Regions from separate parts of the Homo sapiens genome. Here region 1 is linked to region 2. A link is a loop called in an ENCODE intact Hi-C map of the cell type or tissue named here. Cell type or tissue: GM12878. All regions are shown on one strand. Links, peaks and the distances in the headings refer to the core of each region. The heading gives the core; the rest is flanking DNA.

Region 1 (8,282 bases), core at 1-8,000, 54 kb before region 2:
CTCACTTGACATTATTAGCAGGTTCTTGTAAACTGCGACTTTAAGTGAAATGATGTATAATAAAGCCAGTTTTTTCCTCATCAATTTCAGTAGCAAAACAATGACACTATTTGAGGATCTCTTGTATGTTCCTTCACTTAAAGTCAGAGTTTTCAAGAACCTTTTGATGGCATCAAGTGAGGAATTACTGTACATATGGCCAGATGGCACCCCAGAAAGGTAGACCAGTGGACTGTCCTTCCCCTTGATAAACGCATCGAAGCCCCATCTCTCCACCTCTTCAGCAACCTTGGGTGTTGTCAGACCTTTTTAAAAATAGACTTCTTTTGAATCATCCCAAATGTGTGTCCACCAAAATTCACATGAAGCTGGGTGCAGTGGCTCACAACTGTATCCCAGCTCTTTGGGAGGCTGAGGCAGGAGGATTACTTGAGCTCAGGAATTTTGAGACCAGCCTGAGTAGCATAGGGAGACCCTGTCTCTACAAAAAAAAAAACTAAAAATAAGCCAGGCATGGTGGCGTGTGCCTGTAGTCCCTGCTACTTGGGAGGCTGAGGTGAGAGAGTGACTTGAGCTACGGAGGTCGAGGCTGCAATGAGCCGTATTCACACCACTGTACCCCAGCCTGAGACAGAGACCCTGACAAAAAAAAAAAAAAAAAAATGAGACCGGGCAAAGCTCCCACAGAAAGGCTAAGTTGGAGTCCTGGCTAGATGGCCTTTGTTCTAGAAACCCTTGCTTTGCTGGCTGGGGACTATCTGGCATGCTCCCTTGCCACAGGAGGAGCAGCCGTTGGCATCTTTGGTGCTGACCTCAGCCAGCTTGTATTTTAGGAACCAGGCCCCATGAGGCAGAGGCCTTATCCTTGAGCCCTTGGGTCTCACAGAATCGCCGGTGCCCAGGAGCTATGGTTGGCCCAGTTTCTCTTGCATTTTAGCCTTTTGGGCTCTCTTCCTTTGAGAGTCCATCCTTGACATGCTCATGCGGTGGGAAGGGCATTCTCCAGGCTGGCCTGTGGCTTTGCCAAGCCCCAGAAGCCTCCACACCCTATATCCTTCCACTGAGTGAGACCTCAGATAGATACAACTTCACCCACCTGCTGCTTATTAGTAAGTATCAACAAGGCATAAGGTATGTGATAAAAGATTAAAATACACTGAGAGATGTAGCACCTCGAATCACATCTTGGAAAGCATTAACAAGGCACATGAAATGTTGGCTTTCAACAGAGCAAGAAAGAAAAGTGTTCTTTCCTCTATTAGGGGCTTTGGGCTGTCAGATCTCATTAGGGCCAAGGCCTATTTAAAACAACTTTTTGCTTCTTGCTAGAAGGCCCCGAGTTGGCTTTGGGGGCAAGGCCAGCCTGGCATCACATGCAGGGTCTATGCAAGAAAAGGCTGGCATCCAGCCATTTGAGCTTTGATTCCTAAGGGGACCTCTTGTCTTAGGAGAGGTCCTAAGCAAGGTGGGTGAGCCTGGCTTGCCTTTGTCTCTGGCCCAGGTGTGGGTAGGGTGTTAGTTGGGCTTCTTGAAGTAAGTTGCAAGTAATAAAAAATCCAATGTGAGTAGGCTAAAGCAGCTGTCCCCAAACTTTTTGGCACCACGGACAATCTTTCCATGGATCAAGGTTGCGGGGGGGTTGGGGGGCGGTTTCAGGATGAAACTGTTCCACCTTAGATTGTCAAGCATTAGATTCTCATAAGAAGCGTGCAACCTAGATCCCTCACATCCACAATTCACAGTAGGGTTTGAGGTCCTATAAGAATCGAATGCCAGCTGGGCACAGTGACTCATGCCTGTAATCCCAGCACTTTGGGAGGCCGAGGTGGGTGGATCACTTGGTCAGGAGTTTGACACCAGCTTGGCCAACATGGTGAAACCCTGTCTCTACTAAAAACACAAAAATTAGCTGGGCATGGTGGCACGTGCTTGTGGTCCTAGCTACTTTACTCAGGAGGCTGAGGCAGGAGAATCGCTGGAATCTGGCAGGTGGAGGTTGCAGTGAGCCGAGATTGCACCACTGCACTCCAGCCTGGGCGACAGAGCGAGACTCTTGTCTCAAAAAAAAAAAAAAAAAAAAAAAGAACACAGATTCCTTGCCTGGGTCCCAATGCTGACTGTGCCCCTTACCAGCTGTGTGACCTTGGGCCCCAAGCAAAGTGCCCCAAGCAAAGTGGACATAATGAAAGTACATATAGTCAGCCTGGGCAACAAAGTGAGACCCCGTCTCTAAAAAAAAATATTAAAAAATTAGCCACGCATGGTGGCATGTGTCTGTAGTCCCAGCTACTCTGGAGGTTGAGGCAGGAGGACCACTTGAGCCTGGGAGTTCAAGGCTGCAGTGAGCTATGATCGTGCCACTGCATTCTAGCCTGGACAACAGCAATAACTTGTCAAAAAAAAAAAAAGTAGCTATCGTGCGATGAAAATTAAATGAGTTGAAAAGAAAGAAAGAAAATTAAATGAGTTAATGGTTAATATATATAAAGTACTTTGCACAGTGCCTGGCTCCTGGTTGGCGCTCTGTGAAGCTTAACTGTATAACTAAGGTGATTTTGGTCCCTGCCCCAAGTAATTTGCAAAACAAACAAACAAAAGCAAAAACAAGCTCTCTTGTTGCTTTTTAGCCAGAAAAGTGGCTCCCTTCAGGGAAGACTTTTTGTGTGTGAGACACAATTTCACCAGGCTGGAGTGCAGTGGTGCAATCTTGGCTCACTGCAACCTTAACCTCCCGGGTTCAAGCGATTCTTGTGCTGCAGCCTCCCGAGTAGCTGGGATTACAGGTGTGCACCACCATACCCGGCTAATTTTTGTATTATTAGTAGAGGGGGTTTTGCCATGTTGGCCAGGCTGGTCTCGAACTCCTGACCTCAAGTGATCCACCCGCCTTGGCCTCCCAAAATGCTAGGATTAGGGATTACAGGCTTGAGCCACTGCGCCCGGCTTCTACCCTTTTTTTTTGTTTGTTAGATTCCTCCATGTCTTTTCATGTTAGCTTTTCTTTAACAAAAAGGAAGTTCAAATCTCTAAAAGTTCAGTAAATAAGAAACACCGGTTTTACCCATCTTTCAGAGGGAAAAAGTGCCGACATGCCATCTTGGCTTTAGGTCTCCCTTTTATTCTTGTTTGGAATAACCCTACACATGTGGTTAGAGTCCCCCTGTTCTCATCCCTGGTCACTTTCCAGTGAAGACTCTTAGCAGCTTCCTCCTCAGTGTGTGTCCAGAAACAGCAAGCAGTTTTGAGTAGTGTGATGCTGAACTTTACATGAATGGCTTTCTGTAGTGAGAAGGCGCCTGTCACCCGCGGCCTGCAGAGGCTGCGTGGCTTGGAGGGGGAACCAGAGGCCCAACCATGGGCCTCCTTCCCCTGGTCTCTACAGCAGCTTTTCCCAAACCCACTGAGATGGGTCAGGCTCCTAGAGAGCCTGAGAACAAAGCCCCTTTGTGACTTTTGTTTTGAATCAGGCTTGTGACAAAGGGGAGGAGCCACTGGGTTGGGTGGATGGGGGTGCCCGGAGCGCGCTGTTGTTGCAGGGGAAGAAAACAAAATTGTGTCTTTTTTTTGGCAATGTTGTCTTGCCAATCCCTCCCTCCCCCAGCTCTCCGAACAGCAGGATTTCCCAACGGCAGCTTGGGAAAAAGACCCAGTGGCAGCTTGGGGAAAAGACCCAGCGCTCCGTTTAGAAGCAACGTGTATCAGCCAACTGAGATGGCCGTCGTGCTCAACGGTGGGACCGTAAGTATCAAGATGTGATGTGGGGGTAGGAAGCCTAGGAGTCTACGGTGTCGGGGAGCAGCTTCAACAGGGACATACTCCTCCATGGAGGCTGCCCATGTGGCCTGCAAGGACCGCCACAGCTCAAACGCATGCAATGCTTTTATTTTTCTTCTTTCCCTTTCTACCCCTTTTCTCCACACACAGAATACCCACCTCTATTTAGAAAACCATCTGTAGATTCGTTTGAAAGAGTTTGTAATCCTTGAGGCTGTTGGACCCAGTGAATTATTTGGCTTTCACTCTGTCCCTGGGAGGTGACTTTTGGAAAAAGCCCAGAATGATGGAGCGCCCCTAGCAGATTTTGCTGACATCCAGCCTAGTTTAAGGTCCCCGGTCACCCCTCTGTTGACTCCTCCCCAGCTGGGTACCAGGTTCTCCCATTCCCTAAGAGATGTCTTAAGAAATTGAAGCAGTTACTGTTTCTCTCCCTCAAACACAGAAGCAGGTTTACTACTATCTGATGCCAAACAGACCTTCAGCAGAATTGTCATTGTTTACGTTTGCCTCCTTGGAATGACACCATTTTGTTTCTCCAGCAATCCAAAGATGCACTCTCATCTCCACATTTAATTTCCAAACATAGCTACATGCTTCTTTCAGAAACAAGGTCTGAGCCAGTTTACATGTGTAAATTGGGTTTCCATTCTTTATATCATGTTCCAACTCCATAACTCAACCTGAGCATTCTTCTTTTTTTTTTTTTTTTTATGTAAATCAGGGATGGTCTTTGATCTCTAGAGGGAATTTAGGTTTTCCTGGCCTTTTGAATGGTATGCTAGGCATTGGTTTGCATTGGTTTGGAACAGGCTCAAAGACAGAATCACAGATTTGCATTCTTAAAACCCCCTGCCAACGACTGGGCTGTTTTATTGTCCCGAGCCAAGAAAAGCCTGATTCACAAGCATTCGGCCTGTGTGTTATAATAAATATGCTTAGAAAAGCCCCCATCCGTCACTCTTAAGCCCTCCTGGTTCCTTCAAGGCCAGTGTGTGAAAAAATAGTCAAGACTGAAAGTGAATGAGTTGAACTTACATTCCTTACGGGTGGATGGTTATAGAAAAGGGAGCTGGGCTTCCCAAGAACCACAGCAGCATGACTCACAGTCATTGCTGCCTCTCCTGGGAATTATTCGACCCATCTAGGTAAAAGCAAGGTAACTTATTTTTGCCGCGTTGTTTACGCATCGGTTTCTAGTGTTGACTTTGCAAAGCACAGAGTTCTCAGTGTGTTATCCTTATGTGTTATTCCAGATCCCAACTGCTCCGCCAAGTCACACAGGAAGACACCTTTGGTGAAAGACTTTAAGTTCCAGAGAATCAGAATTTCTCTTACCGATTTGCCTCCCTGGCTGTGTCTTTCTTGAGGGAGAAATCGGTAACAGTTGCCGAACCAGGCCGCCTCACAGCCAGGAAATTTGGAAATCCTAGCCAAGGGGATTTCGTGTAAATGTGAACACTGACGAACTGAAAAGCTAACACCGACTGCCCGCCCCTCCCCTGCCACACACACAGACACGTAATACCAGACCAACCTCAATCCCCGCAAACTAAAGCAAAGCTAATTGCAAATAGTATTAGGCTCACTGGAAAATGTGGCTGGGAAGACTGTTTCATCCTCTGGGGGTAGAACAGAACCAAATTCACAGCTGGTGGGCCAGACTGGTGTTGGTTGGAGGTGGGGGGCTCCCACTCTTATCACCTCTCCCCAGCAAGTGCTGGACCCCAGGTAGCCTCTTGGAGATGACCGTTGCGTTGAGGACAAATGGGGACTTTGCCACCGGCTTGCCTGGTGGTTTGCACATTTCAGGGGGGTCAGGAGAGTTAAGGAGGTTGTGGGTGGGATTCCAAGGTGAGGCCCAACTGAATCGTGGGGTGAGCTTTATAGCCAGTAGAGGTGGAGGGACCCTGGCATGTGCCAAAGAAGAGGCCCTCTGGGTGATGAAGTGACCATCACATTTGGAAAGTGATCAACCACTGTTCCTTCTATGGGGCTCTTGCTCTAGTGTCTATGGTGAGAACACAGGCCCCGCCCCTTCCCTTGTAGAGCCATAGAAATATTCTGGCTTGGGGCAGCAGTCCCTTCTTCCCTTGATCATCTCGCCCTGTTCCTACACTTACGGGTGTATCTCCAAATCCTCTCCCAATTTTATTCCCTTATTCATTTCAAGAGCTCCAATGGGGTCTCCAGCTGAAAGCCCCTCCGGGAGGCAGGTTGGAAGGCAGGCACCACGGCAGGTTTTCCGCGATGATGTCACCTAGCAGGGCTTCAGGGGTTCCCACTAGGATGCAGAGATGACCTCTCGCTGCCTCACAAGCAGTGACACCTCGGGTCCTTTCCGTTGCTATGGTGAAAATTCCTGGATGGAATGGATCACATGAGGGTTTCTTGTTGCTTTTGGAGGGTGTGGGGGATATTTTGTTTTGGTTTTTCTGCAGGTTCCATGAAAACAGCCCTTTTCCAAGCCCATTGTTTCTGTCATGGTTTCCATCTGTCCTGAGCAAGTCATTCCTTTGTTATTTAGCATTTCGAACATCTCGGCCATTCAAAGCCCCCATGTTCTCTGCACTGTTTGGCCAGCATAACCTCTAGCATCGATTCAAAGCAGAGTTTTAACCTGACGGCATGGAATGTATAAATGAGGGTGGGTCCTTCTGCAGATACTCTAATCACTACATTGCTTTTTCTATAAAACTACCCATAAGCCTTTAACCTTTAAAGAAAAATGAAAAAGGTTAGTGTTTGGGGGCCGGGGGAGGACTGACCGCTTCATAAGCCAGTACGTCTGAGCTGAGTATGTTTCAATAAACCTTTTGATATTTCTCAAGGCCCTAGTCTCTGCTGTCTCCCCTCCCCACCCCATCCTTGCAAAGCACTGGGGAAAGTAAGGCCAATCTGGCCCTCCCTGTGTGACCCGCCTTCGAGTTTTCCTTAACAGTTAGTACATTTCCTTGTGTTACCACGCATGGGGAAGAAAACGCATGGCCCCAGAATGCCACCCCCACCTGACCTCCCCGGAAGCACCCCGCCTCTGCCCAGAGCATGTGCTTGCTTCTAGAGAATCCCGTTCCAGTCATTGCGTGGACAGAAAACGTAAGAGTCCTGGGGAGGGGTGGGAGGGAATGAAGCTAGGACCTGGGGTGGGGGTGGGGGCGGTTGCATGCGGACCCGGTATTCTGAAAAGAAAGAAATCTTCAAACACCTCGGTCCTGTCCGGTGAAAAAACGACAGCATTACACATTCTCGTGCCAGGAAATGGTTACTCACCCCCGCTCTCTGGAGTCCTTTGGAGCTTTCTGATACCATTCACACGATGGAGCAATTCACACGTTCGTTTTCTAAGTTCTTTATTGTCCAAGCATATAAGGTGAGCACAGCACAAATGGCTGCCATGGAAAGTCGTGCTTCCCCAGCATAAGAACAGAGCCATCTTTGAGCCATGGGAAGCCTCATTTAATGAGACCTTTTTCCCCCCTTTTAAATCTGATATGTTATCGCACTTAGGGTTTTGTTTTATTTTGGCTTTTAAGGTTGAGAGTGGGCTGAACGCCTTCATAATGGGGGCGGAGGCGGGAGTGAGAGGAGAAGGGAGAGAGCTGTTCTTTTTCTAATGACTACACCTGAAAAGTATCAAGAGACATCTTTGCCAAGAGACTGTAGCAGCCAGCTGCCCCCCGTGGAGCAAGGTTTAAAGACAAAATTAAATGGCACCTCTGTTTAAGATCTGCGTGTGTAAACAAGACTCGTTTGGGGAAAACGACCCGGGAGGAGAGCATCTGTGATCAAAATCTCTCATTGTAAGCACAAATTGTTCCGTGTCTGGTTATTAAAATCGCTTTGGGTCTATAACAGCCACTCTTGTCCCCCCTTTTAATAGAAAATTGTCATTCTAGCCTGGATTTCTCCCCACTGGAGGTGGAGGGTGGGAAGAGAAGGGAGTCAGCTCTGACAGCTTACAAACTGGGAAGTTCTGTGCATCTCCAGGGATTCCAGAGTTGAAGATCTGGTTGTTGGAAGCTGGGCGCCCAGTGCTTTTTTTTTTTTTTTTTTTTAGCCCAGATGCCGTCAGGACCCACTGAACAAGGGTGAACTCGGGTGGTGGTCTCGGTTGGCCAAGGCTGAGTTGAACGCCTCAGGCCAAACCCCAAGTTGAAAGGGAGCATTGTGGCTTTTATAATCCAATGATGCAATGATGATACCAGCTTACAGGAGTTCTCAGCAGGTGCTTTTTATTAACTGATGAAGAGCTAAGGCTCACTTTTGATAGATAATATATATTTATTAAATGCATTAATGTGTGTTTTATAATGTACCTTTATCTTCCCCCGGCTGACTGTTGCATACTTATAAAAAAGAAGTTAAAGAAATTTCAAGACAATCAATATGTACCATAAACGACTATATAAATATTACAAATTTAAAAGGCTGTAAACCATGGGCAGATAGGTTTTATTTTCAAAATGCTGTTCTTAACACAAAAATAAAGGCTTTACTATTTACTTAAG
Region 2 (8,330 bases), core at 117-8,116:
AAAACTACAAAAATCAGTGGGTGTGGTGGTGCACGCCTGTAATCCCAGCCACTGGGGAGGCTAAGGCAGAAGAATTGCTTGAACCCGGGAGGCAGAGACTGCAGTGAGCCGAGTTTGCACCACTGTACTCTAGTCTGGGCAACAGAGTGAGACTCTGTCTCAAAAAAAAAAAAAAAAAAAATTAAGGCTATTTCCTAAATTTACCTGATGACACTGAGATCACTGAAGGTACTTGTTCAAAACAGAATCCCAGACCCTTTCCCTGTAGGTACTGATTGAGTATGTGTGAGGTAGAACCAAGGTTTCAGCATGTTCAGGAAGAAACCTAGGTGATTCTAATGATCTGAAAAGTTTGGGGAACACTGTTCTAATAAACAGAATGTTAAGAATGAACTTAATGTTACAAGACTTAGCATCCTAACATCTGTACAACTTTCAGTTCTTGCTCACATGAATGGCACGTTGATTATTTCAAATCCACAAAATCTGAGTCAAAAAGGACTGCTCAGGTCATTAATGTATAGTCAGCAAGGCACTATCTCTGTGACTCATGAAGAGCAGCTGCTTTTTGGTGGGGTCGTCTTTGCAGTGCCAGATATAAAGAGGCCTCCCAGGAAGCCACACCTATTTTTTGTTAAAGTCCCTTTAATAATAAGACTATATCGCAGTACAGATTTGGAAAAGACGGAATTTCCCCCAACAGCTCAGTGATAATAGTTCAGATAAAGTTCATCCAACTGTTCGCTGTACTTGTTTACCCAAATAACCAGGGAATGAATAAGTTGCAAAAGCATTTAAGGTATTTGATAAACTTTCCAATGATTTACAGGGTTAAACTACAGCAAAGTTTGCTATGCTAGAGACCATATCATTGTACAATGCATTGTTGTTGTTTTGAGACAGGGTCTCGCTCTGTCACCCAGGCTTGAGTGCAGTGGCATGATCTGGGCTCACTGCGGCTTCAACCTCCTGGGCTCAAGCCATTCTCCCGAGTAGCTGGGACCACGGGCATGCACCACTACACCTGGCTGATTTTTATATTTTTTGTAGAGACCAGGTTTTGCCATGTTCCCCAGGCTGGTCTCAAGCTCCTGAACTCAAGCAATCCACTAGCTTCTGCCTCCCAAAGTGTTGGGATTACAGGCGTGAGCCACTGTACCCAGACCGTACAATGCCTTCAATGCCTTGATCTCTTCTTTACCACTAATACGTATTCAAGAGCTGACTTTTACGTAGTACTTTCATTACATAATAGTGCCAGCACTATTTTAAGACTTTTATACATATTAACTTTTAATTCTCAGAACAACCATACAAATTAGAAACTATTGCCATCCCCATTTTCTTTCTTTTTTTTTTTTTTGCTGGAGTCTTGCTCTGTCACCCAGGCTGAAGTGCAGTGGCACGATCTTGGCTCACTACAACTTCCGCCTCCCAGGTTCAAGTGATTCTCCTGCCTCAGCCTTCTGAGTAGCTGGGATTACAGGCGCCCACCACTGTGCCTAGCTTTTTGTATTTTTAGTAGAGGGTTTCGCCATGTTGGCCAGGCTAGTCTCAAACTCCTGACCTCAGGTGATCCGCCCGCCTTGGCCTCCCAAAGTGCTGGGATTACAGGTGTGAACCACCATACCTGGCTACCATCTCTATTTTCTTTTTCTTTTTTTTTTTTTGAGACGGAGTCTCACTCTGTCACCCAGGCTGGAGTGCAGTGGCACGATCTCGGCTCACTGCAAGCTCCACCTCCTGGGTTGACACCATTCTCCTGCCTCAGCCTCCTGAGTAGCTGGGACTACAGGCACCCGCCACCACACCCGGCTAATTTTTTGTATTTTTTAGTATAGACAGGGTTTCACCGTGTTAGCCAGGATGGTCTCAATCTCCTGACCTCGTGATCCGCCCGCCTCGGCCTCCCAAAGTGCTGGGATTACAGGCATGAGCCACCGCGCCTGGCCGAACATCCCTATTTTCAAAGAGGAAACCGAGTCAAGGAGAGGTAGAATAACTTGCCTAAACTTGTGCATACTGTAGCCAGCACTTGAACCTACATGGCCTAACTCTAAAGTAGCAGTTCTTAGCTTGGCTGCCCACTGGACTCTCTTGGGGGTGCTCTAAAAAAAACCCACTGAAGGCTGAGTCGTACCACCACAGCTTCTGATTTAACTGCTGGCTTCAGGATTGTTATCGCCGCCCTGGTGTTTCTAATGTACAGTCAAGGTTGAGCACCACTGCCCTCACGTGTGGACACTTAACTCCTCTGCCAGCTCTCAAAGTCGGATCCGTAGACTGGCAGCATCTGCATCACCTGAGAACTTGTTTGAAACACAAGTTCTCAGGCCCCACTCCACTCCTACTGACTCCAGTTTTCTGGGGGTGGGGCCCATCGGCTGTGTGTTAACAGGCCCTCTGGATAATTATGATGTGGGCTAAAGTCGGAGAACCGCTGCACTGTGCCCCATTGAATCACATCTTCCTGGGTCCCTATCCCCTTGAAAACATTGTCGTGCTTCTCATTGAATGAGGGAGTCTATCACCTCTCTCTTGAATCTAGGCAAGGCTCATGACTGGCTTTGACAGATAGACAGTAACTGAAGTGCTGTGTTGTGCAACTTCCAGAAGGCTTGAAGTTTTTGTTTTTGTCCCCTGGATTGTATCTGCTACAATTTAAGGAAGCTGATGTGGTTTACTGGAGGATGAGAAGCCACATGGAGGAGAACTGTGGTGCCCCAGCCAGCAGCCAGCACCACCTGCCAGACATGTGAGGCCAGCTTGGACATTCCAGCCCAGCCAGGTCACCAGCTGAATGTAGCTACATGATCGAGTCTAGGTGAGACCAGTAGAGGAACTACCCAGCTAACACACGTCATGAAAAACAATCAACTGCTGTGGTTTTAAGTCACTAAATATTAGAGTGGTTTGTTACTCAGCAGAAGGGACTAGATTGCAGCTGCGCAATTTACCCTTAAACTTTGCCCTGGAGGGAAACTGGTTAGCCCTTAAAAGAAAAGGATGTGGCTGGGTGTGGTGGCTTACGCCTGTAATCCCAGCACTGTGGGAGGCTGAGGCAGGTGGATCACCTGAGGTCAGGAGTTCGAGACCAGCCTGACCAACATGGTGAAACCCCGTCTCTACTAAATACAGAAAATTAGCTGGCCGTGGTGGCGCATGCCTGTAATCCAGGCTACTTGGGAGGCTGAGGCAAGAGAATCACTTAAACCCAGGAGGCAGAGGTTGCAGAGAGCCAAGATTGCGCCATTGCACTCCAGCCTGGACAACAAGAGTGAAAACTCTGTCTAAAAAAAATGACCCTAGGAAAGTTGGAGATTTGGCTGGTGCTAACCCCAGGCAGGGTACTAGGTGGCTCACATGCAGGCCTGGCTTCATGGGCACTGCCCTGTGCAACTGCACAGGACTCATGCTTACAAGGGCCTCACACTTATTTTATGCTCTGCTGACACTATCTAGAAATTCTTAATCACTTTGAACAAGGAGCCCCGCATTTTCATTTTCCTCTGGGCCCTGCAAATTAATATATAACCAGTCCTGCTAATATACAGGTTTCTCATTTACTCCACACAACCACCCTAGGAACTAGAATTCCTTATTATTATCAGCCTCACGTACAGATAAGGAAAATGAGGCTCTGAGAAGTGAAATACTCATACAAGGTCACATGGCAAGAGAGGCAGGGTGGCACTCAGGCTTCTCAAATCCCTGAGCCCTGGAGCCAGTTCACTGCAGTGAACCCTGTGTGAACCACTGAGTGAAACCTGGAGTGTGGTTTATCAGTTTTCGTCACATACTGGGGGTACATTGTGACTGAGCAAATAAAAAGGGAGTTTTGCTGATAGCCTGGCAAGTTGGCAAGACATTTTCTGGGCATATTAAGGAAAATACACTTGCAGCTCTAACCCAGAGTATGTTTAAACAACTACAGGAGCAGGCAGGGGGAAGGGAAGGGCCTGACCTGAGAAGTCAGGCCCGAAGCAGCCCAAATCCACTATTTATAGTGCTGTGGCCTATTTTGGCCTGCCGGGTGGCCCTGAAAATTGCCCTGAGAACTGGGCCTAGAAACAGACCATGGAAACCAGGCGCCTTCATTCTGGGGTATGGCTGGAATCATGCTGGGCACAGACAAAAGTTTTCTTGATGAGCTCAAGGATGTTTTTTTAAAAAAAACAAAACAGGATTTTCTTTGACAGGGAATTAAAAAAAATACTCATTTAAGGAACATCATCAGGAAATGATCAGGAATATATTCTTAGGGAGAAAATGCATGGATCAGACCCAGCCAATACAGAGCTAATACTTATGAGCCCTTAACCATGTGCCAAGCACTGTGCAACCTGCACCATTTCATTTATGCCCTCACATATGACCCTGTGACAGCAGCAATATTATTATCCCCATTTTACAAGAAAGGAAACTGAGGCTTAGGAAAATTAAGTGATGTACTGAAGGTCACATTGTTGGCAAGCCAGGATTAAAACCCAGATCATGGCACCCTACTAGGCTGTCACCCATAGGGCTGCTTCTCAAACTTCAGCATGCAAAGACTCTCCTGGGAACCATGTAAAGATGCAGATTTTGATTCAGGAGGTCTGGATGGGGCCTGAGATTCTGCATGCCAACCAGATGCCAGTTGATGATGATAATAGCACTGGTTCTTGGACCATAATTTGAGTAGCAAGGATGCAAACAAATATTACAAGTTTTCCTGCTTCTACTTTTATCCTCTTACAATCTGTTCTCTCTGCAGCAGCCTGAGTTATTGTATTGGTCTCCATTGCTGCATAACAAACATCCCCCAGGCGTGGCAGGTTTAAGAAACAACACAATTTCTGAAGATTAGGAACATAGGAGCAGCTTAGCTGGGGCATTCTGGCTTAGGGTTGAGGCTGCAGTTAGGATGTCAGCTGGGCCTGCAATCATCTGAAGGCTTGACTGGGCTGGAGGATCCACTTCCACAATGGCTCCCTCCCATGGCTGTTGGCTAGAGGCCTCAGTTTCTTGCCATGTAGGTGCCCCCATAGGGATGATCAAGACCAGCTGGCATCCTCCAGAGGGAATGATCCCAGAGGGAGAGAACAAGTGAGCACAAGACTGCTGTGTCTTTAATAACCTAATCTTGGATGTGGCACACCATTATTTCTGCCATATTCTACTGCCACACATATTAACCCTGATACAATGTGGGAAGAGACTCCCCAGTAATGGGAATCCCAGGGGGTGGGGGTTATTGGGGAGTCACTGTGGATGCTGACTACAGTTTCCTGATGAAAACTCAGATCATGTCATTCTTCTGCCCATCATTTCTTATCAGTCAGAATAAAATCCAAAGTTCCAGCATCCAAATGAAAGCTCACCTTTGATTCTACAAGATCTGTCCCCTGACTGCTTCCTCATCTCCTCTCCCATTCACCTCTAGCTCACTGCTTTATTTTTTCTTTTTTTGGGGGGTGGGGGGGTGGGGAGTGGTTTGAGACAGGGTCTTGCTCTGTCACCCAGGCTGGAATGCAGTGGCATGATCTCAGCTCACTGCAAGCTCTGCCTCCCGGGCTCAAGCCATCCTCCACCTCGGGTTCCCAAGTAGCTAGGACTACAGGTGTGTGCCACCACACTCAGCTATTTTTTTTTTGTATTTTTTGTAGTGAGTTCATTTCACCATGTTGCCCAGGCTAGTCTCAAACTCCTGTACTCAAGTGATTTGCCCGCCTCAGCCTCCCAAAGTGCTGAAATTACAGGTGTGAGCCACTGAGCCTGGCCTCACTTTTATTTTCTAATATATATATAATGTATTTTTTAGACAGAGAGTCTCGCTCTGTCACCCAGGCTGGAGTATAGTGGTGCAATCATAGCTCACTGTAGCCTCAACCTCCTGGGCTCAAGCCATCCCCTCACTTTAGCCTCCATTAGCCTCTACCACCATGCCCAGCTCCAGCTCACTTACACACTGACTCTCTTGCTGGTCCTCAATACATCCAGCACCCTCCTGCTCCTGCAGGCCTTTGCATGTGCTTTTCCTTCTGCCTAGAATGAACTTCATTCAGGTCTCAGATCAAATAACACCTTCTCAGAGAGGCCTTCCTTGACCAAATTCACCATCTAAAATAGTAGCCGAGATGTCTTTTCAGGCTTTTGCATTTCTGACTACCGGATGGCCTCACCCAGACCTGTGCTGTGACTCAACCAGTCCTGTGGCTCCCCACCCAGAAGTAGACTCAGCACATGAGGACTGCTTTCCACACCCCTATGAGTTCATCCCCAACCAATCAGCAGCACCCATTCCCTAGCCCCCCCACCCCACCAAACTATCTTTGAAAAACCTCTAGCCTCCGAGCCTTTGGGGATATTGATTTGAGTAATAACTCTGTCTCCCATGTGGCATGGCTGGCCTCGTGTCAATTAAACTCTTTCTTTACTGCAATGCCTGGTTTCTATGAATTGCTTTTGTTTGTACAGCACACAGGAAGAACCCATGGTGTGGTTATAAGATGTAAATGTATATTGTGAGCTGCTGAGTTTTGGAGTTTGGGGGTGATTTGTTATGCAGCATTATTGTGACAATAGCTAACTGACACACTCTTTGACATTATGTTACTATGCATTTATTTGTATCTGTTTACAGTCTCCTGAAAGAATGCAAGCTCCATGAGGGCAGGGACTTTGTCTCCTTCCCTGCAGGTTGCCTAGCATCCAGAACAATGCCTGCCTGCCACATTGTAAGCACTCAATAATTACTAGTGAGTGAATATTAGCAAATGAATCCATCTCATTGTAGCACCTGCTTGCTTAACTATGATGCTATATTGCCTTCAAATCAGACCCCAAATTGCAAAGGATCAAAAAATAATTGTCTTGCACAGGAGATCTAGGCAGCATACTATTTACCAGGAAAATGTGACTCATACACCAAGCTGCTGGCCATTCTCTGTGCCAGATGCCATCTCTCTTCACCTGGGCCATATCTGAAGTCAGCCAGAAACGACAACCAACCCCTGCCTGAGAACGGAAGTGCTCCTTTAAATGACACTGGCTCACCTGGTTGGCTGGCTGTCCCCGGAGGAAAGCCAGAGACAGGGCTAATGAGCTCACACAAAGGGAGGAAATGCACCCCCACCCCCCTTCCTGGAACAGCTGCAGCAGGAGACGCCCCTCTCTGGAAAGGAGGAAGAGGAAGCTGGGGAAAGCAGACCAACAATGTGGGGAAGCCACATACTCAAGAGAAAGCAGAAGGAAAAAAGAATCTGGCGCTTAAACAACGATTGTTGGAACTTTACGATGAAATATAATACAAATCAAGACCAACTCCTAAAGGTTTCTTTGGTCCTGCCATCTCAGGGCTCACCCTGGGTTGAAAGTATTGTGAATGAGAAATGTTTGGCTAAATGCCAGCCCATCAGCCACACTGGTATTGTGTTTTTCTTTAAATACAAATACTGGCCAGGTGCAGTGGCTCACACCTGTAATCCCAACACTTTGGGAGGCGGAGGGAGTGGATCGCTTGAGCTCAGGAGTTTCAGACCAGGCAACATGGCAAGACTCGTCTCTAAAAAAATACAAAAATCAGCTGGTGTAGTAGCTCACAGCTGTGGTCCCAGCTACTTGGGAGGCTGAACTGGGAGGGCTGTTTGAGCCTGGGAGGTGGAGGTTGCAGTAGGGTGAGATTGCACCACTGCACTCCAGCCTAGGTGACAAAGTGAGACCCTGTCTCAAAATACAACAACAACAAAAAAAACCACCACACACACACATACACACAACAAACCTTTTACCTCTGTTTAGGAAATAGAACCTCAAGTACTTTTTTATTTTATTTTTTTTTTGAGATGAAGTCTCCCTCTGTCACCCAGGCTGGAGTGCAGTGGTGTGATCTCAACTCACTGCAACCTCTGTCTCCCAGGTTCAAGTGATTCTCCTGCCTCAGCCTCCCAAGTACAGGCATCCACTACCATGCCCAGCTAATTTTTTTTTTGTATTTTTAGTAGAGACAGGGTTTCACCATATTGGCCAAGCTGGTCTGGAACTCCTGATCTCGTGATCCACCTGCCTCGGCTTCCCAAAGTGCTGGGATTACAGGCGTGAGCCGCCGCACCTGGCAAAGAACCTCCAGTACTTTTCAAATAGGAAAGTCACTGATATATAATCACCTCCATACTGACACCATTCATTTCTGCATCTACAGTTTACAGAACACTATCTCCTGTGTTGTTACATTTAGAGACTGGGCACGGTGGCCCACATTTGTCATCCCAGCACTTTGGGGGGCCAAGGTGAGAGAATCACTTAAGGCCAGGAGTTCGAGACTAGCTTGGGCAACATAGTGAGACCCC

What was found. Hi-C counts contacts between places; a loop is a spot of excess contacts. Peaks named below come from ENCODE experiments on the same cell type or tissue, not always from the same donor. Only the 100,000 strongest peaks of a DNase experiment are listed, where the experiment ranks them.
Region 1: a loop joins it to region 2, with 2.4 times the contacts of the local background. A loop is called at or near these places in 4 of 110 quality-filtered maps.

Annotation. Positions count from the first base shown.
Region 1 is chr16:19,857,293-19,865,574 of GRCh38, reverse strand. IQCK (IQ motif containing K) reads right to left here. Exons shown (of 9, transcript NM_153208.3): 9 at 7,108-8,282. GPRC5B (G protein-coupled receptor class C group 5 member B) reads left to right here. Exons shown (of 4, transcript NM_016235.3): 3 at 3,602-3,738; 4 at 5,031-8,282. The coding sequence ends at 5,075. Among named protein-coding and RNA genes, the nearest start is that of GPRC5B, 23 kb to the left of the region's middle. RefSeq lists enhancers at 3,174-3,754, 4,335-4,916, 6,190-7,389. In GM12878, for the core only: no CTCF peak of the experiment used is centred there; a DNase peak (open chromatin) is centred at 4,817.
Region 2 is chr16:19,803,837-19,812,166 of GRCh38, reverse strand. All of the region lies in intron 7 of IQCK (IQ motif containing K), which reads right to left. Among named protein-coding and RNA genes, the nearest start is that of IQCK-AS1, 42 kb to the right of the region's middle. In GM12878, for the core only: no CTCF peak of the experiment used is centred there; a DNase peak (open chromatin) is centred at 3,776.